6 separate regions of the Mus musculus genome follow, and all the other regions are linked to region 1. Evidence: chromatin loops called from intact Hi-C (ENCODE). Cell type or tissue: gastrocnemius. All regions are shown on one strand. Region 1 holds the start of Gm36920 (a long non-coding RNA gene). Region 2 overlaps 1700025G04Rik (RIKEN cDNA 1700025G04 gene). Region 3 overlaps Tsen15 (tRNA splicing endonuclease subunit 15). Region 4 has its middle 92 kb from the start of Edem3. Region 5 overlaps 1700025G04Rik (RIKEN cDNA 1700025G04 gene). Region 6 overlaps Edem3 (ER degradation enhancer, mannosidase alpha-like 3).

Region 1 (4,000 bases):
GGTGGGGGGAGAAGGAGAGAGAGAGAGAGAACTTGAGAGTACTACCTATCAAGGGATACCCAGTCCTAACAAAATCCTGAGTGCTGGCCTGAGTCTGCTTCTGCCCTCAGGGCACCTGGATGGACTGGAAGGAATGATGCTTAGCCAGGTGGGTGGGTTAGCAGGATCTAGGCAGGCATGAGTGTGGGATATATAGCCTCTCCAGGAGACAGTTTTCAGTGAAACTGCTCTCTCTCAATTGGGGGTAACAAGAGCTATATAAACCTTGGGGAGTGGGTAGGAATTTTGGGGGTATGTGTGCATCATTGGCTGGGGCTGAGGTGCTATGAATGCTTCATTTGCATGGGGAGGAATGCCAGGTGATTGCTGGCCTCCTTACAGGGAGAGAGGAACTTAACCCTGTTATGTGACCGCCAGGCTATGTGTCTACCTCAAAGGTGGCAGAGGTGGGGGTCATAGGCTCATGTGCACGCTGGGACATGCAGGCCCAGAGTGAGGAGGAAGACAGTCCTACTCCTGCCGGTCTCAGGACAAGATTTGGGGGGGGGGGGGGTTGGGCATGTCTTGACCTCATTCTTGCTCTGGACTGGCTCCCCCAGTCTCACGGCTTTTTGGACCCACACATAAATTTTTTTCCACTGCCATCCTACTAAGAGCTTTACCTCAGGTAACCTTTTTAAAATCTAAAAACCTCGCCACCAATTGCTTTCCTTGTTCTATAGACCCAGGGGCTTGGAGGCCACTCTCTCACATGATCAGTAAAATCTCAGTAAAATGAGATTTTGACCTCGACTCTTTCTGACTCCGGAGGTCATTCAAACCCATTTGACCTCCTCAAAGGTATCCCCTGGACCTGGTGGACCTGCGATTGTCACTGTTTATGAATGTAAACACTGGCTTGGGGAGGTTACTAACATGTTCCAGACCACCCTGTTAGTAAATGGCAGAGTAGCCTTCAATCTAATCTCCCCCTTCTCTGATCCATGCTGTTGGTGTGCCCTGACATCAGTTGACACTCGCAGGTTGCTGGCCAGCCAGAAGAAAACTTGGTAACACATTTCACCTAGACACAGAGGGAAACAGCGTGTCTCCTGCCTGAAAGACTTGGCTGGTTGATATAATATCTGTTATCAGCCCTATGTTATTTAACCTGTAGTGAATGAAAAGCAGTTTTATTCTCGAGGAGGAAAGAGGTCTGAGCTGTAGTGACCAAACTGCCCCTCCCTCTAAAGTCGTATGACATTTGGTACCTTGGGAACATGCCCCTCACCTTGGAGATAGATCAATGGCTCAAAGATACACATTTGTACCTTTCAACAAAAGTGTTCCGCGGCAATGTTAATAACATTTCAGGCATGAGGGAATGCTTGCTTCAGACCAGTTTCATTTCCCATACTTCTTACAAGGAGACAAAACAGCGTTTGGCCAAACCTGTAAACAAATCCGGTACAAACCTCATCACCTTGTCCCACTTTGTGATTTAGCACCAAAGTCAGCCCCATTGCCCTGACCCTGGTATCCATCCGCCTACAACTGCCAGACAGACACAGACAGACACTGGAAAGGAAAGCTGTCTCCGAGCTCTGAAGCCCCGTCTCCCCTGCCCTGCGACTATGCTCTAGGCAGATGGCAGTAAATTAATATTATTAGAGATTTTTTCATTTCATTTCATTTGCATGCCTTGCCAGGTGGCCGTTTGGATTATCGCTGCCCTCCTTTGTAAACACTGCATCTCCGGTCCCGCAGTTCCTCGTGGGTAATGGCAGCTGGCCCCCAGCTATCCCCGCAACCATTCCATCCTGCTGTCCCTTCAGAAGCAGGGACAATTATCCCAAGGCCTGGGAGCTTCACCAGTCCTAGTTTGCCTCCTCAAACCGCCCACACGTGAGCAAATAGCTCCGACAACCAATATTCTTAGATCAGGAACGCCAACTGATAACCGTTCTAAGGCCCTAATGTAATTACTCATTTAAGCAATGAGCTGCAGGGTGGTGCTAAAAGCGTTAGATATCTGTTGGTGAGAACGTGGGCATTTGTATATTGCCTGTACGGGAAAGTCAACTCTGGATAAGTTATAAATAAAGTGATGGCTGTGAAGGGGTTAGGTAAAGAAAGGCATACCAAGAACCTGAGGTGGGGGCGGGGGAGCTGTCTAGAGGCTGAGGAGTCAAGGCACAAGATGCAAGTGTTCCAGAAAAAACAAAACAAAACAAAAAAATGGTCCCTGGGTCTCATCAACCCTGCCGAGAGTGCAGGCAGAGTAGAAGCAAGAGTCCTGTCCTCTGAATTAGTGCAGAAAGAGCAGAGGCTAAGAGATGCCTTGCGGGGAGGAGCTGGAGGCCACTGGTGACCATGGATGATAGGGGAATGCAGTGAATGGCGCCCCCTGGAGGACAGCAAGAAAGCTGAGAAAAGAATCTTCGGAAATGGTGAAGAGGAACTGGGAAAGGCCAGAGGAAATGGAAAGATCGGGTCAGGAAGAAATGGATCATTTATGGTCCAGGATTCACGAATCCACAGAGGAGAGAACACATGAAGAGCCCAGGAGGCCGGACTGAGGTGACAATCCTCTGAATCAGAAGGGTAGGGGCGGAGCCAGCACAAGAATATGCAGGCTAGGAAGTCGGAGGAAAGCACGGGCAATATAAGGGTTGGTAGCTGTAAACACGCTTTGGAAGCAGATTTCTGAGGGACTGGGGTTCCTTTGGGGATCTGTGCAGACGCACATTAGCCATTAAACCATCTGGCTTCACAATTTGTTAAAGGAGGGGCCTGAGAGCTTGAGAGAATGGGAAGGGTCCAAAGATGACGATACCCAGATCTCTCTCCCTAACGCCCCTCACTGTGATGAGAAGGATATACAATTACGGTTAGAGGTCAGCAGAGTTGCTGTCCCTTCCTAATCGTCACAAACACTCCTAATCATCTTCGTGACTTGCTTCCGTGATTGGCCAAATAGCCACAGGACGAAAGGGCTCCTTTCCTCAATATAAACACTATATCAGAGCAATAGATCTATTTAGAAAAGGCGGCTGGAATATTATGGGATCATGCCTGCCAATAGAAGATACATTTTCCATGTACAGAAACAGAGAACTTCTTTCAAAAAAAAAAATGGAGCCAAATTGAAGAACCATGGAACAATGTTGACTGTGATTATTTTTTGGTCCGTGTGTAGTCTTTCTTCTTACCTAGTCACTGAACCACCCATAATGACTAACAAAGTGTCCCTGAGGTCAGCAATTCTCAGTGTGCACACAACACTACACACCATGGCTTCAAGGAAACCCCAGATAGCTCCCAGGTGGCCCAGCTGCTGCTGAGGCCAGAGCAGCACCAGGCAGACTCATCAAAGACCAGCATCCCCCAGTCATCTGCTCCTTGAGGCAGGCACATTTGCCAGGTTCCGGCGCCTATTTTTCTGTTTTGTTTTTGTTCCCCCCTGCCCCAGCTTGTTCTCAGGTGGCACCTTGCAGGAGTGAAGTTATCCACCCCCTCCCATTTCCTTCACACCTGTAACTCTGGTGCTGGGTACAAATGTCTGCACTTTGCTTTAGCCCCGTGATGAAAGCAGGAAGGAAACTCAGTGTGAGGCTTTCTTTTTATTATTATAGTTCAGTGGGGAAGAAAAGGAACTCAGAAAGGAGTTCCAGAGCTAAGGGAAATGGAAAGGTTTCAACGAGACTTTCCGCATACGGAAATATCTCTGTGGTTTGGGGACTACTGCCACTGGAGGGGGGGGGCAGCCCAGGGCTGCTATTTGGGAGGTTCGAGAACTTTCTTTTTGGTTCCCAAGACAGAGCATCCTGTTTCATTCTTCTTGACTTGGGATGTTGGGGAGGGGAGCTATAGAGATAGTGGTGATGGAGTTGTCAGCCATCACCACAGGACTGAGGAACATCTCGATTCTGCACATGGGAAGTCAAGCTAAGAGTCACGTGAGACCACGTGATCGTGGGTCTGTTTAGAGGAAGGTTGGAAGGTTCTAGAACTGTACCTG
Region 2 (4,000 bases), 360 kb before region 1:
GCATATTTTTAAGATTTACTCACATGCAGCATATATCAGAACTTCATCTAATTTAAAAATAACATCCTAGTGTGTGAATATGTCACCTTTGGCTCACCTAGCTATCACTCAATGGACAATTTAGATTGTTTTCAGTTTGTGGCTTTATAAAGAACAACGTCATGAGCATTCTTGTGTACATACAAGTATGTTTTAATTTCTCTTGGGGAGACTCCTGGAAGTGGGACTGTTGGGCTGTACAGTAAGCTTTGTTTCCGTATTGAACATATCAACACATTATTTTATAAAGGAGTTGCATGATTTACATTCCCACCCGCAATGCATGATGGGTCCAGGTTCTCCACATCCCCGCTTCAACATCTGTCAGTTTCTCAATTACTTCCATTGGAGCTGCTGTGAAGTGATGTCTCACTGGGAACGTTACTATTACATTTTGACTTTTAATAAGACTTTGTTCTTTATTTTTTCCTATGCATCCCCAGGATATTCTGTGCCTTGCCACACAGAGAACTGACATATTCACTGGTTGCCTGCATTTATCAAAGAAAAGCCAGTTTTATATTTGTTTAGAAACCTAATTAACTTGTACGTCAGGGTTTGTCTGTCAGGGGATTCAAAGTGCTTTGCCATTTTTAGAGGGGATGGGACAGGAAACAAAAAGTGGCTGAAGAGGTTGTCGGCAGGGATGGAGAGCCATGTTCATAGCTGAAGGTGTTAACCCGACAGTGTGCCCAGAGCCATGAGACACCTGTACCAGGAATGGAATTGGGAAGAGAAAGAGAAAACCAAGATGTTCTTTCCCTTAGGAGACAAAAAAAGAGTTCAATGTTAACCCGGTGTTAAAAACTAAGTACCCTCCTACCTTAGCTGGGGACCATGGGGACAGGGCAGAAGCCATGGGTCTTCCTCTGTCCACACAGGCACCACTACCCTCTGGGATGCTTGCTTGCTAGAACACAGATTCCAGATCCACGCAGAACACCCTGCATAGAGAGAGGCTCCACGGGCCTAGGAGTATACAGCTGGAAAAGGGGACCTTGGCGATTCTTTACAAATCTGAGCACTTCATTTCAGAGGGAAGATGCCTTCACACTTCGGGTTCCCCCACGTGCCCTTCACACTACCTGGAGCTTTGCACAGATACCTCAGCATTATCATAGAGACCCGGAAGGGCACCCATCCACCCTTGATCACGGCCAATGGCTCCATCAGCTGGAAGAAGCATCCATTTAAAAAAAAAATGCTTGCAAACTACTGTCAGGTTGTGACAAGCTTATTTAAATAGCGAAGTTTTCCTTTGCCTCGGATAATTTCTTTCTTTAGGAACAGAGCATGCTGTCATGTCTGAGTAAACTTATCATTCCTTTCTCAGTTGCTGAAGACAGCCAAGGCAACTGTATTAAGGCAGCTGCCAAGAGCGTTCCCACCCAGCTGGCAACTCCCAGAGGGGTGAAGGGAAGGAGAAAATACCCAGAAGGGCCAATGACTTTCCGAACAGTTCTCTTACCCCTCCTCCGCCACGCTGAAGGAGGCAGCATCCTCAGGATGCTCGCAGAAATTTACCTGCTAAGGGCTTTAATGCAGAAGGATGGGACTTCTTTTTCTCTGTCACTTCCTTGTCTCCTGTCTCTTGCTTGGGCTGTCAGTGGTAGCAGTGAGGGGCTCTTTTCTAGTTGGGCTTAAATGAGAGGAACCCTTATGGTTTCCAATGCCCAGCGCAGGGGTTCTCCCTTCTTTAGAAACCACAATGGTCAGACTGAGGTCTGGAGCTAAGTCCTAGTTCCTGGAACTACTACAGCTTCCTGTGGGGAGAAATGACACAAGACACCGGACAAGAAAGCTTAAAGGGGTTGTCCTGTAGGTGGTGTCTTTCACACACTTCTGTCAGTCAGTCTGTCCGTCTGTTTACCTCCATATCTGAATCACTTCGTTTCAGAAAACCCATGGAAACTAGGAGAAAAAAAAAATACTTTGCCAAGTCCCATAATCAAGAAAATTTGGGGTACATAAGCACATTTGAAAAATAGGAATATATTCAGTTACAAAATAATCATTTCCCCTCAGGAGGGTGTATTTCATAGAACGCAAAGTCTGTAAACCACCTCCTTTGACATTAAATATTTGATTTCTCACATAATATTAAGATGGAAAAGGACACGATCTCTTTTTAAATAGCTTGTCTTCTGCATGCTTGTGATGAGCTGAACCATAGTCACTTCCCCAGAATTACTGCGTGTTGGCATATCGACATGTCCGCTCTGTCAGCTGCAGCTATTAAACGTGGTCCAACCAGCATCAGAACACGAACACGAAGCCCCAAATGCCCATTGTCATTACGGAGGAACAGAGCTTTCTAGACTTACTAGTATTTTGTTAAAGTCATTTACTGGTGATGAAGTGAAAATGTGACGTCTCAGCCTCCTTTGCAATTCTTTCCCCATAAATGAAAAATCCTGCCACAAATCTCATCTTGCAGCAAACAAATGTGACGGCGGGGGTGGGGAAGCAGGGTGATTTTAAGGCACTCCAGTGCTTCTCATGCAGTTGCTTTTAAAGGCAGACGGGAAACATTTAAAACAATCTTGTAAGTTAAACAGCCACAGGAAATAGCTCGGAACAGATTTAATTGTATATCAACAAATTTAGAACAAAGTCATTAAGTCACTATGTTGGTAATTAAAAGAAACAAGCTACAGTGTTAGCAAGTCCTACTGACAATTATAAGTTAAGGATATTTTAAAAGACCCTTCTCCGGGGTTTTCAAGGCATACACATGTAGGGAGCCATCTAACGTGGGGACTATGTTCAGTTTCTGCCGATGATGTTTTTATCAGTTAGGGAGAGGGTAGCTCGTGGAGATCAACAGAAAGAAAGTTTACTTCCTGCCTCTTAGCCAGTGCAGGGCACTCAGGCTGTGAGGCTCCACATCCATTTAACATCCAAACTCCTCACGCTGGAGGTCATCAATGTTAAGTCCTCACTTCACTTGGCCATAACAGGTTACAGAACACATGCAGTCAAAAGGAGAGGATGCCTGAGACCAGGCAGGTCTGCAACGTGAGTTCCAGGCCAGTCAGGGCTATAGAGCGAGTTCTTGTCTCAAGCAATGAGAAAGTATCTTAGTAAGGGTTTTATTGCTGCGGCCAAACACCATGATCAAAAAGGAAGCTGGGAAGAACAGGGTTTATCTGGCTTAGACTTCCACATTGCTGTTCATTAAAAGCGAGATGAGAAGATGAAGGAGATTTGGATCAAGGGGGAAAGGCCCCTGGTGGGTGGGACCATCTCTGGGCTGGTAGTCTTGGTTCTATAAGAGAGCAGGCTGAGCAAGCCAGGGGAAGCAAGCCAGTAAAGAACATCCCTCCATGGCCTCTGCATCAGCTCCTGCTTTCTGACCTGCTTGAGTTCCAGTCCTGACTTCCTTGGTGATGAACAGCAATGTGGAAATGTAAGCTGAATAAACCCTTTCCTCCCCAACTTGCTTCTTGGTCATGATGTTTGTGCAGGAATAGAAACCCTGACTAAGACACAAGACACAAGGTGACACACAAAACAAGCCAGGTTCAGCAGGAGAGAGAGAGAGAAAGAGAGAGAGAGAACGAGCAACCTTAACCCTACTATACAGTAGAGCCCGGAGATGCTGAAAGGAGAGTGTGCTTTGGGAAGAACTCGATTATTTCTAGACAGCCCTAGTAACTAACCCATTTCTAGCTTTTCTAAATGCGTGCAGCATATTATTATAGGACATTAATGATAGAATTTTCCCCTTCTGAACAGCCTGACGCAGTACATAACAAACACCATTAGTTACATTAAAATGTGAAATTTTTATAGAAATACAGGAAAATGTCACTGCAGATTTAAACTGGATCAAAATGCCCTTCAGAATTCAGAACAGACTAAAGCACTTGGGCGCGCAACCATAGTGGCTAGCATTGGTAAATTACATCACACGCCATCTGGGCATGCATGTGTCGTTCATGCACCCCAGAGAAATGCA
Region 3 (4,000 bases), 79 kb after region 1:
AGGACAAGGGCTGAGAGACACAGTGAGCACAGCACAGCACACTTACCATTCAAACTGTCCACGCCACCCTCCATTGTTGGGCTCTCAGTCGGCTTCCTGCGTAGATTGTCCTCCTTTCTAGCGGGCAGTAAACTCCTTGAGACATGCATGTCCCATTTTTCTTTGTAGTTCCTCTAATGTATGTTTTTGAGGGAAAAATAAATGGCGTCCATACAATGAGTGTTTGGAAGCTCATCAGAAGCTGTTGAGCCCCGCCCCCTACCCCCAAGAAAACTGCAACCAATGCTCTATGTGCTGTGTGACAAGAATTCTTCAGTTCACATTGCCAGCATCCATCTGCAATCTGACAACTGCAATCTGAGTTTGTTGAGGGCACGGGTCACATCTCACCCAGCACTGTGTCCACACATTATCTAAGCACATGTTAAGAAGCAGTTGCTGACGACTGTAACCAACCTCTTCACCTCAAATTGACATGGTGAGGCCCCAGTGTGATTGGATTTAGAAATGAGTGGAGTTTTGGGAAGGTATCAGTGGGATATGAGGTTATGAGGGCCCCAGTAACCAGGCTGTGCCATTGTAAGAAGAAGGAGAAATTCCAGGGCATTTTGTCTCTGTAGAAAGCAAGGGAAGGCCATGAGAGACAGAGCTGGAAGAAAAAGAGCCTTGAGCCAAGTCAGCTGATCAGAAGTCTTGATCAGAAACCTCTAGATCCTACAACTATGAGAAAATAAACTTCTACTTCTAAGCTACCTGACCTACAGTAGTGTAGTGATTAAGACATGAATATCTGGTACATTAATAAATGGACAAATTTTAACAAAATCTTGTCTCTACTCAGTAGCCCTAAAACAAATGTCAGTCTTTAGATATTGATTTTATTGAGGGAAAGTTTCTCGGAGTCATCAAACAATACAGCTGGACATTATAATAACCCCACTGACAGATGACCTTCCCACCTTTGGCCATTTGTGAGCACACAGAGTTGTTATTCAAAGGCCATTAAGCAGGTCACACTGCAGAAGAGGCCAGTGGTGAGAAACAGCAGTTACTGGCCAGAAAGAAGATGAAGCGAATGATTAGCGGCCCAGAGGACAGCGCATTATTCTGTAAGGGATTAAGGTAAACATATAGCTGCCAGATAACCCTCTCCTGACAGGAGCTCTGTATGCCTTGGCAAGAAGCACCGCACAGCAGTAGGAAAGTGGCTTCCTGCTGGGATAGCAATGGAAAAAGTGACCTCACAGAGGAATTCAGCACAGAAATGCTCTCTGAACAAGAGATGAGACCTCGAGTAAAGCTTTAAGTTGTTTGGTTCTAGGCTTATAAAACTGTAAAGATGGTCCAGTCAACGAATACAGATTACATGAGAACGCTGTTACACGCTTGCTCCTCTGCTGGAATCTTTGAATTCACAAGTGTCTCTGCGCCCATGTTCTCTACAGCAGTCCTAAGGTGTGGAGAGAGTCTTCTAAAGCCATCCAGGCAGGAGAACAAAAGAAATCAGTCAGGAGCTATTGGACCTGGGTGACTTCACGCTGCCCTGAGCCTTCCCAGCAGAGGGCACAACAACCAGGAACTCGGGGGAGAGCAGGCAGAGAGAAATCCCACAGTCTTTTCCTCTCCTTCCAACTGGAAAGAAGGAAGCAAGCTTAAATGGAATACAGCAGCGATTCACGTTGAGCTTAGGCACTGTGTGCTAGTTAACTAATCCTGAATCTCACTGAATAAATCAGGCTTTTGCAAGCAAAAATGAAATGCATATGGATTGAGGGGGGAAAAAAGTCTCTCCTATTCACCCCTTCCCCCAACAGGCTTTTGCTTTTAAATATAGATTTACATTTTAAGCAAAGCCTGACTCAACTCCCATATTTAATGCCGGTAGTGTGTAATTTTAAAGGTCTGTCAGAAAGAGGGGGTGTGGGCACCCTTATTTGTACTTTTATTTATACCACTTCCCACAGATTGAAACAATTCGAGAACTCTTCTCAAGAAAAACCACAAGCTAATTGGAGCCTGCAGTCTGGAGATGCGCTTAGTCTACAGCACCCTCTGCTGTCCATGTGGACTCCAGGCAAAAAGCAAGGCACTGTCCTAAGACCCAAGTCTACATACAGCATGCTTTGGTGTGTTTTTAAAAGAACATGGTTTCCCGTTCTGTTCTTCAGGACTCTTGCTATCTAATGGAAAGGTCTTAGGTAAACTCAGTTACAAAGTTAAACAGGCCACTTCACCGAGTTGTTTCACTGAGATGAGATGCTTCCCTTTCCTCCCTTCAGACTGTCGGGGCATTGCTCACATTAGCAGGCATCTAGCTGGCTCTGGCAGAACAGCTTTAAGCCACAGAGCATTCTGAAATCAACAATCCAAACTGCACAATGAAACTGAGTGCCGGCCTTAGACCTAAAAGGCCATTTTGGTCTTGTTACCTAGCTCTGACTCAGTGATCTCACCTTTTTATGTTGTTTTGTTTTGGTTTTGGTTTTGGTTTTTCAAGACAGGGTTTCTCTGTGTAGCCCTGACTGTCCTGGAACTCACTCTGTAGACCAGGCTGGCCTCGAACTCAGAAATCCACCTGCTTTCTTTCTGCCTTCCGAGTGCTGGGATTAAAGGCGTGCGCCACCACACCCGGCTGTTTCTGACCTTTTTAAGCTACACGTTTCTGTATGAAATGTAGATTGCTTTCTCCAGCACCAAAACGAAAGAATTCCTTACATGCAGTCCAATACGACCCAGTAGGAATTAAGGTTAGAAGTTATACCTTATGACTCTTGGATCTGGAACTGCCACACTGGAGTGGCAGAAACACGTTCTTCAAGCCTTCTGGGGCAGCAAAGGGAATCTGAAGTTGTGAAAGTCTTTCATCAAGAAAAAGTGGGTCTCGGGCATGGTCAAGAAAGCGCAGGTCAAGTACAGACCAAGAAAAGCCTGTTACACTCCGCATACTACTTCCAGCTTTTGTCTGGTTAGGTTTTTTTTGTTGTTGTTTTGTTTTGTTTTTTTGTTTTTTCCCATTCCTTTCACTACTACTTCCTAATGAGCCATGAGATCTGGTGTAGGTGGAAACTGTGACTTACTTCTAATTGAGGAACAAGGCAAAAGAGACGGGAGACCTGTGACATGAGACAGTAGGTCCAACCTGCTGACTCTCTTGGCTTTGAGAAAGCAACCAGTTGTGCTGGGATAGCCCATTTGACAAGGCACAGAATGCGGCCTCTACCAAACCCTGAGAGGCGGAGTGCATCACAGACACAGGAAGCTGCCACAGGCAACAACAGGCTGAGAGAGGAAGCGCATCTCAGTGGCACCTCAGTGAGACAGCAGCCCAGATCATAAAAGTGCTGTTATAAGGCTGGCTACACTGCTACCTTTAGCATGCAATGATGGATGATTACGACAGATTTCAAGATATTTTTTATTTTAAACCGTTTTATTATAAAAGTAATACAAATGACAAATGAAATGTGGAGAAGGACAAAGGCATCCACTTGCTGCCTGCCATCCTACTGAGACCACTATCAGTAATCTGATTGTCACTTTCATAGCCTGGCGTGTCATTCACACCCATGACCACGTTAATGCTCTTGTGTCCGTTTTCTTGCTGTAGCGTTTTCTCCGTACCACTCACTGATACCTGTCTATCGACTACGTGGGATGGCAGAGGCACTGCCAGGCTCCACAACTCTGCACGTATCCTTGGTGTAAACCCGCATGCAACTGTACTGTCTCTGATAAGAAAGTTCTAGGCTAACTATATTTGCAAGCAATATAGTGCTTCCATCGGAGAAGGCTTTATTCTGAAAGGAAGTTTATGGGTTGGGACTAGCTAAGTCAGCCCTGACTACCTCTGAGATAAAAGACGAGCAGCTCGCTGAGGAGCCTCACATCCAATCTTTCAGAACTGAAGTCAGCACCAAGAAGGGCAGATGTCATCTTCTAAGAGAAATATTCTGCAACACAGAGGAAGAAGGTCAGAGTGCAACTAATAGACAGCACATGC
Region 4 (4,000 bases), 440 kb before region 1:
GTGATTAGATCTTGTCTCCCTGCACCGAAGAACTTTCTTCCCTTCCAAGAATCTCTATCTTTTGTTGTTGATTAAAGTTGTCAGTTCTTACTAATTAAATAACTTAGTTATTTAGTTAAAGAAAATAAATAAAAGCTGTTAAATTTTGTTGTTGTCAAAGTGCTTTCTTTTGCTGCTTTGGGGTTGCCTCGGGACAATTAGGTTCAAGAGAATGGAGGTCTCTGATGGTAATGGATTCCCTTATTGATCTAGCAAGTGTGTCCGGAAGGCTTATTGTTCAGCATTATACGCAGGTGTAGCGCATGCCCAGTTCCCCACAGACTTCTGCCCGCTGCATCATCTTGATAACATGCTTGGCTCCGTGATTCCTTTGGTGACACGTTTATTTTCACTCTTCCGTGCAACAGGAGGCCTCCTTACTAATTCATGTGATACTGTTTTCTAATTAGGTGTCTTGACACAGCAGGCGTTCCAGTCCTGAACGTTTCTTTTTCTTTAATGTGCCTGCGAGCTGCCTGCCTTTGAGCTGAGTAGTCTCTTATATAAAACAAGAGAACGAACACACAGAAGACACCTAACCCAGTGCCTGACACCTCGGGAGGGCCCCGAGGCATGTTCATCATCTACCAGTCTTGTCTCCTCACCGTCTTCCCTTCTGGCATTTCAGTTACCCTTAGACATAAAATACCGCCATTAAACGGCTCCATTTTTCTTCATCCCATTAGAAGCCAGCTGTAAATGCAAACTACATAGATCAGACGTTTCATTTCTATCCACCTCACAACGTACCTCATATGGCAGAGATTTTTATTCACCTTGCTGTGTGGGGAAAGAATCCTTCCACGAGAAGTGTGGTAGGAAGGTTATAACTGTGGGTGAGTGAGGCTAGGAGATGGAACAGGAGTCCCGTTTTTTTTCCTCTCTCCATAAATTTTCATCCTTGACAATTACGCTTCGGGGACTCTGGGTGACTGTCACTTAGAGCATGAGTATACTAAATAGGGTACACAGTGGGGGAGAGAAACCACAGCTCTCCCTGAGCCTAGAGAGGCTTAGCACAGAGCTGGGCCACCTGTCTCCTGTGGGCGGCCTGGTGCCCCAGCTGCAATGTGGAGGAAGATCTGCATGCTCTAAAGGCACAGCGTGACCCTCCCAGCCCCACTGCAGGATAAGGTTCCGCCCAAAGGGAGAGAACAGCACGGGCTCTACCACCCACACCTTCAGGGGCTAGCTGTGCTCCAGCCCATGGACCCAGGCATGAGAAAGCACACGGAAGCTCCAAAGGATCTTCTACCGATTGTCCCCAGCCCGTTTAATGGCATCTTTCGGATGCTAAGGGAAGCCATCTACCTGCCGTATGCAGCATCAAGAAATCCCCAGGACGGCTTGCAGCTGAAACCATGTATTTTGTTATTCCTGCAGTCTCTGGAATTAAGGAACAGGGTTGAGGCTCCAGTTACCTGCCAAACAGAAGGACCTGATCTCTCCAGCGCCCAGCGGGGGACCACAGCTGCCGCCCTGGGAATGCCTGAATCTGCCTGCTGGGGGCGCAGGTGCCCTGAGGGCAGAGGGCAGAGGGAGCGAGCATGCATCCTGACATAGTGGAGATTTGGGTGCAGCACATGGATTTTAGAATCCATATAGATTCATGTCCACGTCTCAGCTCTGCTCCAAGTGTCATTAACTTGTTCCCTGGCATTGTGTGAAGGTTTTCCCCTTACTGTGCCATGCAATGCTCACAGCAGCCCTTTAAGAAAAAATGAGGTAAAAATATTCATCTCCATCTGGCAAGAAATGGACAGTTAGTTCAACTCCTTGCTTCTGGACACACCCCTTGGCCCACAGCTTAGTTTTAAGGAAAGCTCAGGTTTTAGTCATTAGATAAAAATGAAAACAAACAAACAAACAAAATGCTTAGTGTGGCGACAGCACTGGTCCTTACATGTTTCTTGGTGCTCTAAAACTGGGCCAGTCACGTGCTGCTGAAAGGACTTTTGAGAGAACTAGAGGTAATGAACACATGAACAGTGCATAGAAAAGCATGGGGTGGTTTCCATCCCTGCCTTTGGCACCCAGGGGCTTTGGGTAGACCTGACTCAGGACTAAGGTATGTGTGTGTGTGTGTGTGTGTGTGTGTGTGTGTGTGTGGGTGGGTGTTCAGAGTCCATGCTACAGTTGCTATTTATTTTAAATTAAATATTTTCCAGAAACATATATTAAAACAATAGTTGAATCTGAATGGGTATGGGTTTTGTTTTTATCTTTATACTTTCTAAATGAAAAGAATATACTGTTTTCTTATTATAACAGTAATACACATTTTATGGGTAATATCAGTGTTACCTATAAAAAAATAAAGATAATTGTCAAAAAGAAACTGGGAAAAAAATGTCCATTTGCCACGGTTCAAAAGTGACCATTGTTAGCTTTTTCTTCCATTTACTTACGTGATTCATCGGTGTGTTTGCCACTTTGCAGACTTGATCTCATTATGTAGGTTGTTATCCTGCTCTTAAAATTCAGTACTTCACTCTTCATGGCAATTCAAGTCTTTTCTATAAAATGTTGTAGTACTTGCATGCAGCCTACACATAGCCTCACTTGTACTTTGGAATAACTCTAGATTACGTCTAATACAATGTGAATGCAAATAATAGCTGTTATACCGCATTGCACAGTGAGTAATGCATGAAAAAAAGTCTATGTCTCCGTAAAGAAGACAATATATATATATGTATGTATGTATTTTCTTGGCTAGGGAGATGACTTAGCACCAAGCCTAATGATCAGAGTTAAATTCCCAGATCCCACATGGTGGAAGGAGACACCTACCTCCTGAAAATTGTTCTCTGACTTCCATGCATGCTATAGCATGCACCCTCGAAATAAATGAATATAATCAATATATCTTCCAGTATTTTTTGGGTTAGGTAGATGGCTCAGTGGGTAAAGTGCCTGCACTTAAAATATATATATATAGCTAGCCCTGTATTTAGATCAACATAAAGGATCCAAGCATGTTTGTGTGTGTTTGTAACCTTAGCATAGGATGGGGCAAAGAATCCCTGGAGTTCTCTGGCCAGCGAGTCTAGCCAATCAGTGAGTGCTGGAGTCAGCGAGAGACCCAGTCTCAAAGGACAAGCTGAGAAGCAATCAAGAAAGACACTCAGGTGGCTGGAAAGATGGCTCAGTGGTTAAGGAACTTTTTGTTACCACAGAGAACTGGAGTTTGGTTCTCAGAACCTACACGGTGGCTCACAGTTGTCTGTAACTCCAGTTCCAGGGACTCCAGTACCTTCCTCTGACCTTGGGGGGCACCAGGCACATGTGTGGTACATAGCCACACATGGAGGCAAAACACTTACAAAATAAAAAAGAAGGACATCTGGTGGTGACTTCAGGATTACACACACACACACACATATTAGTACATATACATACACTGTGGTGATTTGAATATGCTTGGCCCAGGGAGTGGCACTATTAGGAGGTGTAGCCTTGTTGGATGAAGTGTATTGCTGTAATTTAATTGAGACTCTCCCCCTAGCTGCCTGAGAGACTATCTTCTGTTTGCCTTCAGAATGAGAAGTAGAACTCTCAGTTCCTCCAGCACCACGCCTGCCTGCAGCCTGCCATGCTTCCTGCCATGATAATAATGGACTGAACCTCTGAACCTGTAAGTCAGCCTTAATTGAATGTTGAACTTTATAAGAGTTGCCTTGGTCATAGTGTCTGTTCACAGCAATGAAAACCATAACTAACATATACGCAAAGTATTTTCTACTCATGGTTGGTTGAATCTGTGAATGTGAAATCCTCAAGAGCCAGCTGTATATCATAATCATTTTAAACATATTTCGAATAGTCTGAAAACATGCAAGAAAGAATGGCTACTTTCCAACTTTCTTTACAATGTCATTTACTGCCTTCATAATAGAAAAAGTGCCTGTACAAACTCCATGTGCTAAAAAGATACTTGTAAAGAGTACGCTGTGTTGCT
Region 5 (4,000 bases), 210 kb before region 1:
GATGGTGAATTCCTCCATCACGGCATCTAACGAGGTAGATGCTGCCTCGTCCCTCACAACCTTCTAATCCTAGGAGTTGCTACATGACTATCCTAGGAACACTGCTTTCCACAGAGCTTGCAGGCAGAACTGACGTCACCTCTTGGCACACAGGAACCAGGTCTGCCTCACTTTACCTAGATCCTACAGATCTTCTTATGAGAAGTCATGTGACCCCAAGACCTTTACCACACTGGAGACAATGAATGCAGTCCTTCTCCTTCACAGCACCAGAGTTCAGAGAGAAGCTGTCAGGAGCGGCTGTGATGTGCATAGCGCCTCTTGGGCTGTTATGAGACCCACTTCACTTACCACCTACTGAGAACGGGTATGAAAAACTGCCCCTCCTTTGCAGGGGAAACAATGTATTTCTTAGGCAGGAAAGGCCGTAAGTCACCAAGGGAAGTGGAATGTATGCGTTTGATGATGAACTCAAACCACCGCTATATCTGCCACCATCAAATAAAACAGAGAGCCATCGGAGAGAAAACACTTTACTTAAACCCAGTCCCCCTGATGCACAACCAGTGTCTAAGCTGTTTCTCAAGTCCAATTTTCTAAAATGGCCGGTCCCTGAACAAACAGTTCAATGGCTTATACAAGTTTGGCTTTTTTTTTTTTTTTTCCTGGAGCTGAGAATCAAACCTATGACCTCCGACCTGCGAGAAAAGCGCCCTACCATTGAGCTCTATGACATTTGCCAGGTTCTAGTCCGTAAGCCTCTGACAAGATGTTTCCACGCAGTAGCCTACAGATTTAGAGGTGACATCAGCAATGTAGCTCTTTGCTACAGATCCCTCCGCTTGGCATAAATGTGTCTCAGGTGCTTATCACACTCTCATAGAGAACTGTAAAATAACAAAAAATAGCGGGGATGGGGACATGGCTCGGGTTATAGCAATATTTATTTAACTAAAGGAGAAGGCGAGGTAAAGAACATGAAATGAAACCGTTCGACCTGGGATTAGCAAGGAGATTCTGCTGCGTGATAAACCCTTTGACTGGGGCGCTTATGGAAAGCTGTAGAATGCTTCCCAAGATCTGTTGGTCAGTTTTCTTAAAATCAACAGTCGTCATCAGGGTAGCTCCGTTTGCTACTATCCAGCAGAGGATGGAACCTCAGAGTGAAGCAAAGAAGTGCGATGCTCTAAGTACTTCTAAACGGCCTAGCAGGTTTTCAAAATCAACAACCGCCCTGTGGAATCGGTAAGTGAAAACCAAGTCCAAAAGTTCCTGAACTTTTGGAACTTGGAGATGGAATGAGTGCTTCTCATTCCATCTATCCTGTGAGGTATGGAGCGTCTGACTGTCAGTTCACGAGTGCTGTAAACACATCTGTTGTGATGGTAGAAGGCTGTGAAACAGGCAGAGGCAGGTATGTACTGGAAGATCTGAGGCTTGATTGGGGGTAGGGGGAGTGGGAGGAGTAAGGAGGTGTTGGGTAGAGCAGGACTCAGGCGCCCGAGGGCAGAGGGGAGGAGCCTGGTTGGAAGCAGGAAGTCCCGCCGTTGGAAGGTAGGTGGGAGGAACACAGAGAAAGTGGCTCGGGAGATGTGGTTAAGATAATAGGGCAGCCGGTTCTCAAAGAAACCCAGTGTCTCGCAGGTATAAATACAGTAGTGGGAAGAGAAGCCAGAGAGGCTGTGGGTGAACATCTGGGGAAGGGGGCCAGGAAAGCATGGAAAAGCTCCAGGAAGGATAGGAAACGAAAGGAATACTTGGCAGAGAAACTGGAGGTAAGTAAGGCCAGCCTAAGAGGACAGATTTCTGAGAGAGCCACAGGATGCTGGGAGCAGCAGTGAGCTCACTGAACTGGGCAGGGCTCCACGTTGCTTTTTTTCCAGGTTATTTTGGAGGAAGCAGCTGTGAACCTAATAAACTGGGAGTTGGGAATGCCAGAGCTCTCTCTCCCAGGATCTCGCCACCAGAGAGACGCCAGCATGGAAACCCCGGACTGCTACCACTGCAGTCGAAAGTCCATGACTATAAACATGTAAAGAACACCCTAAGAGATGGCAAGAGGTATTGGTATTGGCTGAGCCACTCAGACAAATGATGAGGTGGCAGGAGAGAAGGGTTTATCAGCTACGGAAAGCATGGCTATTCCAAATCAAGATGGCCCTAACTCAAGGGTTGAGATAATTTAAGGGAGCATCTTGTCTCTACCATATTACTGATAACCTAATGGAGCATCCTGTATGTTTCAAAAACCCCACCCTGAGGCATCAGACACTGCTCTTAATAAACTAGCGCACAGATTTATTAAAAACTATGTCTGCATCTAATGTATTTCTCCAAGGTCTTAAACACATTACAGACCTTAACTAATTAAGTTAATTCCTTCAGTTTGATCACTATTTGAGTGACTTCCAAGTGCAAAGTAGTCCGCCGTGCCAGCTGCCATAGGGGTTTCTGAGACAAGCAAGACAGCCCTGCCTTCCCAGAGCTTGGTCAGTGGCTTGAATTCAGGCTGGGAAAGCTGCACTCCTTCCCAAGTGTAAGGCACAGCACAACTTACGACCAAGGAAATACAGTCTTCCAGTGACACATTTGTAGGAAAGTCAGGGCTTGTATTAGTACCTGGCAACTGCAGACACTGCTATGCTGCGTCTCCATGTTTATCCTATCCCAGTTTACCCCCAAACACCCCCATCATAATTGCATAACCGCAGCATGTTACGTTGTTTCTTACTGCAACTGTAACTTATAAAATTAAACTTCAGAGCTGAGACAGTCAGGCTAAATGACTGCATACATTAAAAATATGTATGCGTATAATTTACACACCACTTCAGATAGGCTCTTGAATTATGAGCCCTAAAAGTCAAAACTGTCACTGTTTTTTTAAATGCAGTTTTACTATTGCAGTTCTTCTTGCACAAAAGGCGTGTGCGTGTGTGTGTGTGTGTGTGTGTATATGTGTGTGTGTGTGTGTGTGTGCGCGTACTGTCTGTTGCAATCTGCTTTTCAGAATTTATCAAGAACCTATCTAAATACGATTTACTCCCCCCACACTATGGAGTGAAGCTCAAAGCACCATGACATAGCTTAAAATAAATGTACTTACTAAAAACATATTAGTAACATAAAATTATTTCTACTTGGGTCAGTGACGTGGCTCATCAGATAAGGGTGCCAGCTACCAAGACTGACAACCTGAGTCTGACCCCCAGGACCCACAAGGTGAAGGAAGAAAACTCCTGCAAGGTGCCCTCTGCCCTCTGCATACATATGTACATGTGTTCCAGTACACACGAATATACTATAAATTAAAAGCAAAGGAGGATCAGAGACGCCCTGAACACTCACCATGAACACTGTGTGGGGTCTTCATACCTGTATCATCTCTCATAGCCCTCCATGCACGGTGGGGTGCAGCCTATCCTATAATCATTTCCAAAATAGTATTTTTGAAGTGCTGTGCTTTTTCATGAAACCGAGTCTAGCCCCTCCATTATCAGAGTGAGTCCTTACTTACGAGATGTTGGGGTCGCTTTACACAGTCAATACGATCCTGAAGAGTTAGAGGCAAATCAACTTTTACATAAAAACCACTTTCACATTAAATTGCATTGTAAGAGCAAATGTGCCAAGTCTCTCCTCTGGCTGACAATGGGCAGGGTGCTGCTCAGAAGGCTTGCTGAAAGACCCCCGTTCATTCCCATGCACAGCCTCAAACCCAAAACTCTGCTGAGTTTAGGTTTCAAGAGTTTAGCCATGAGGAGAGGTGGAATTAAACAGTTTAAACCACTACCCACAGCCTGAGACATCAGCCACACAGCAGGAGGAAAATTACATTCCTGACACACAAAGCGATGCCACGCCCCCTTTAGACTCAATTCTAACAACCCAAAGGAGAAAGCAAGGCATTGTATTATAAGATAGCATGAGCTGGGCATTAACCCACAGTCTTCTGTCAGTGTCCAGCCAGAATTACCAAAGGCTCCCCTTTGAGCCATCT
Region 6 (4,000 bases), 470 kb before region 1:
GCGAGTATTGTGGCATCTCGGCTTTGCTGCCTTCACAGGAACTCTCTAAGTGACCTACGGGTTCTGAAGCAGATGCATTTACGGCAATGACAGTTTCTGCGCATCGCTGTTACATGCTTCAATCAGTGACAAATGGCCAGGACGACTTGATTTCTTTTCCTCTCCCAACAATGACCTTAGCATTTAACCAAAGCTGAGCCCAGTGTACTTTTCCCATAGGTCTCCGTAAAGACCTACTACGGGGCCATGGAGAGGGTCCGGTAGATAGTGTGGAAATTTGTTGCTTACTGCTCGGGGTAAATAGAGAAGGAGAAACTGTAATGTTGCAATATCAACTTCCCGTTGGGGGAAGCTATGACTACTCTAGATGGAACTCAGCATTAGGTCCTGGTGGGGTAGATTGGAAGTCTTTTCTAGTTCATTTCTCTTAAGGTGGTTCCTCTAACCATCAGCCTTACTCCATCCATTTTAGTATGCAGTTTGAGATGGAAGGCTCGTCTCCAAGCCCTGCTCCATCTCCCTATCTTATAGAGCCATGAGAAACCATGGTAGTAGACTGTAGTCCCGGGGTGACTACTGTCTTTCTCCTTTGAAGCTGGAGTCTGTCACATTTTCTGTTAAATCATGGGTTTAGGTTTGTTTTGTTTTGTTTTAACAAATACTCCTTCCTTCTAATGTGGACTTGAAAATTAGTCTCTGGTGACCTGTGTAAAAACTATATAGCCATATAAGTAAAAGAAAAAGATTTTTTGGGGGTGTGTGTGGCAGTCTGGAGCTGGTCACATTTAATTATTTTTGGTTTTGCTTATTGATACTTCTACATTGAAATCATGGTTTTATTCATTTTATTTATTTTTGAACTTGTTTTAATTGCTTCTAAAGGAATATTTGAGGGACTTCATTCCTTTTTACCATGGCATTACACAGTAACTTTTCTCTACAACGTGGTTTTGAGGTACTGAATGACTTAGGTTATCTATGGAGCCATGAATGACAGCAGTGCTGTGCTGTAGTTGTGTAAGTTCATGTCTTAGGTCCCAGGTAAGCGTGCCCTTTTATAAGGGAATAAATACCTGTTTTCAAAAGGTCCAAATAAATGATTGGTCAGTGAGTGATGAATCTTAGAGAATTCCTTGGGGCCGGGGTAGCATGGCAAGGCCTTCATTAACTCGTAGTTAAACCTGACAGCAAACATGGGTATTTTAGTCTCTCTGCATGGGAAGTTTGGTGTGAGAAGATAGAACCGTAATACATAGAGTATACAGAAGGGGAGATGTGCTTCGTTTTATTTCATTGCAAAGCTGCCAAAATAGCTGACGCTTAATTACTTGACTTGATTTCTAGGACTGGGGCTTGGAGGAAGGGAACAGATGTTCCTTGGCGACTTTGATTACAGAAGCCTTCTATGGATTGATTTTGTATTTGTAGCTCAAAGCCATTGTTGACTAAATCAAACTCTGCTAAGTTATCAAAGCCGCATATTTTTTTCCTTTGAGAACTTAAGGGCATGAAGGGGAGCCCATGGCACATTAGGAAAAGCCAGCGACTGCCACTTACATTCCTTTGGCCACTAGGAGGAGCTGTTGCCCTTCATTAAGGCACCTATTGATTTGTTTAGGAAAACCAAATCCTTTAAAGAAATAAATTTAAGACATTTTACTTACTAACTAGAAGGAATAATACTCAGTTCCCCCTACTTAAGAAAAGAGGAATACGTTCAGCGTCAGAACACAACATTCTAACTGAGTCTCCATCCATTTTTGTATTTGACATACTGCCTGCCACAAAGTAGTCTTTTGAGTTCACTAGGAAATTCCAACAGCATAGATTTTTAAAAAATTTTTTTTTCATTGTTGTTGATGTTTGTTAAAAACCTTTCATAGATATTTTATTTACTTGCTGAAGATTCAGGGACTTCTGAGACCCTGAGTTTAGAAACATCTGGTCTACCTCAGTTAAATGTTGACTGCTTAGAAATAGAGCTGAAATGATCACCACAGCCATAAAATTGTTTGACTAAGAAAGATTTATATAATGTTTACAAACCTGGAATCAAGTGCGGATATTACCTGAAAGCTAAAGGTTAGCTGTTAAGAGCAAGTATTTAATTCAGGTATTTTTCAAGTTTTAAAACTTGTTTACCAAGTAAAATTAGGTATTTTTTTTCTTCACATAAAAACTCCATTGAAATTATATGCCCTAATTTGCAATATTTTCCCCATAAAATTTAAATGTGAAAGAACAGTAATTTACTAGATATGTTTTGGGTGGGGTATTTTGTTAAGTAGGTTTTCTTTTTTCTCTTTAACCTATGTAATAAGCTTCCAAAAAAAGTATAATTGTTTTAGAACAAATTATTTTGTAATTTTCCTTTTCCTTTTTCTTTACAGTATTAGATACTTTTAAGTGAAAAATTATGCACTCTCTGACTTCAATTTCACTAATGTAATTATTTTCTCGGGAATTCTTTTAGATCTAAATTACCATCATATTAACTTTTCTTATACAAAGCCAGCGTTTGTTCTCTCACCAGACTCCATGCCAGATCCATCATAAGAAAGCTCAGCCTAAGTAATTCAAATAGTGCTTACAACTTTAGGGGGAGGGAGGGTAGCATTCAGTCAATACTCCAACTGGTTGTTTATGCACAAGGCTACAGTCAGAACATAGAAAAAAAACATTCTGTGAATGAAACATTGTATGTTCAGATTTTATAAAAGACATTTTTAAAAGCCCAATTTACAGCCGTATATTTTCTTATGATGTAATTTATGAAAAAGCTGTCTGTACTAACAGGTGCTGTAACACTACTGTCGTTGGGTTTTGTTGTTTGGTGATAAATGTATACAATATTTCTAATGGAAACTATGTACTGTGATGTAAAAGTCTGGGCAAAATGTATATAATCCTTGTATATAATTGTGTATTTGATTATATTACTGATTGTAAATTTAATAAAACATGTAAATATTCTGGTCTAGTTTTAAATTTCAAATTTTTAGAATCATTGTACAAATATCTAGAATTTGGTGTCTCTGTTTTCCTTTTGTCTCTCTTTACCCCAGGGCAATGAATTTGCAGGTGTTTTGTGGTATAGAAACCCATGCAAGCATCAGTTCTAAAACTCAAATAGTACCTCGTACAAACTACAGTTTAAAAAAAGTAATAATTCTCTGTCATTGTTGGTAACATTTGTGTCTGAATTTACTTATACTTAATAAAATTACTTGCCCTCTTTTAATATTATCATCAAAAGTAGGTTCATTAGTCCTTTTCTATTCCTGTGTTGAAAGCCATGACCAAAAGCAGCTTTGGGTTTATGGTCCCCAAGGGTCAGAGCCCATCATCATCATGGCAGGGAGTGGCAGCCATCAGACGAGGTGGCACAAGATCGGAGAGCACACATCTAGAACCAGAAGCAGGAAACAGCAAACTGTAGTGGCAGAAGCAAGGCCATGCCTCTAAACCTCCCCAAATAGTGTCACCAACTGGGAATCAAATATTTACATGCCAGAGCCTATGGTGGTGGGAGGGTAGGGGTGGCACACCTCATTAAAAGCAGTGCACTAGCCTTGGCCCTTTGCTCTTCATTCCCAAGAAGCCATTGTGTTTCAGTGGCTCTGAACTCTGCTATCCCAAGGACTCTGAGCAGATAACATTAAAGACCATGTGATCATTATCAATTTTAAGGCTTGAACAAGTTCCAGGCATCTTAGTCAAAGTACCAAATTAAGTGACTGGGCAGTGGACGGGAGCTCTGGTTTAATTCCAGAGGTAAACCTGAGCTCCTTCCAGTGAGTCACCCTCTTCCTCAGCCCTGCTTCACCCCCAGTTTCTGCTAACCTTCACTCAGCCACACTCCCTCCCTGCTTTGCATGTCTCCCATCTGAGACTGAAGAATATGAGTGATAGTGTCTGTTCTGGGGTTGTCTGGGCAATTAGTCCAGCCTCACTATGCCCCACCCTTCCAGGACAATGAAAGTATCACTGTTAGACTGTG

Evidence for each region. Peaks named below come from ENCODE experiments on the same cell type or tissue, not always from the same donor. Only the 100,000 strongest peaks of a DNase experiment are listed, where the experiment ranks them.
Region 2: it touches region 1 in a loop (1.9-fold over the local background); 2 of 42 quality-filtered maps call a loop at or near these places.
Region 3: a loop joins it to region 1, with 5 times the contacts of the local background. A loop is called at or near these places in 11 of 42 quality-filtered maps.
Region 4: a loop joins it to region 1, with 5 times the contacts of the local background. A loop is called at or near these places in 4 of 42 quality-filtered maps.
Region 5: a loop joins it to region 1, with 2.9 times the contacts of the local background. A loop is called at or near these places in 5 of 42 quality-filtered maps.
Region 6: it touches region 1 in a loop (4-fold over the local background); 20 of 42 quality-filtered maps call a loop at or near these places.

Annotation. Positions count from the first base shown.
Region 1 is chr1:152,288,591-152,292,590 of GRCm38, forward strand. It overlaps Gm36920 (a long non-coding RNA gene), which reads right to left and starts at 1,402. Exons shown (of 8, transcript XR_001779484.1): 1 at 1,311-1,402. In gastrocnemius, a CTCF peak has its summit at 2,394 (motif pointing left); DNase peaks (open chromatin) are centred at 1,760 and 2,364; H3K4me3 peaks cover 532 bases; H3K27ac peaks cover 505 bases.
Region 2 is chr1:151,924,526-151,928,525 of GRCm38, forward strand. The region is part of intron 3 of 1700025G04Rik (RIKEN cDNA 1700025G04 gene); the gene reads right to left. Among named protein-coding and RNA genes, the nearest start is that of 1700025G04Rik, 160 kb to the right of the region's middle. In gastrocnemius, a CTCF peak has its summit at 1,864; a DNase peak (open chromatin) is centred at 1,447; H3K4me3 peaks cover 298 bases.
Region 3 is chr1:152,367,334-152,371,333 of GRCm38, forward strand. Tsen15 (tRNA splicing endonuclease subunit 15) reads right to left here. Exons shown (of 5, transcript NM_025677.3): 5 at 3,402-3,950. The coding sequence ends at 3,930. Among named protein-coding and RNA genes, the nearest start is that of Tsen15, 17 kb to the right of the region's middle. In gastrocnemius, a CTCF peak has its summit at 2,057 (motif pointing left); DNase peaks (open chromatin) are centred at 1,168 and 2,048; H3K27ac peaks cover 831 bases.
Region 4 is chr1:151,845,056-151,849,055 of GRCm38, forward strand. No RefSeq gene overlaps it. Among named protein-coding and RNA genes, the nearest start is that of Edem3, 92 kb to the left of the region's middle. In gastrocnemius, a CTCF peak has its summit at 1,524 (motif pointing right); a DNase peak (open chromatin) is centred at 1,509.
Region 5 is chr1:152,083,304-152,087,303 of GRCm38, forward strand. The region is part of intron 1 of 1700025G04Rik (RIKEN cDNA 1700025G04 gene); the gene reads right to left. Among named protein-coding and RNA genes, the nearest start is that of 1700025G04Rik, 5.0 kb to the right of the region's middle. In gastrocnemius, no CTCF peak of the experiment used is centred here; DNase peaks (open chromatin) are centred at 1,564, 1,849 and 2,483; H3K4me3 peaks cover 1,103 bases; H3K27ac peaks cover 1,647 bases.
Region 6 is chr1:151,819,078-151,823,077 of GRCm38, forward strand. It overlaps Edem3 (ER degradation enhancer, mannosidase alpha-like 3), which reads left to right. Exons shown (of 20, transcript NM_001039644.2): 20 at 1-3,251. Among named protein-coding and RNA genes, the nearest start is that of Edem3, 66 kb to the left of the region's middle. In gastrocnemius, a CTCF peak has its summit at 1,579 (motif pointing right); a DNase peak (open chromatin) is centred at 1,576.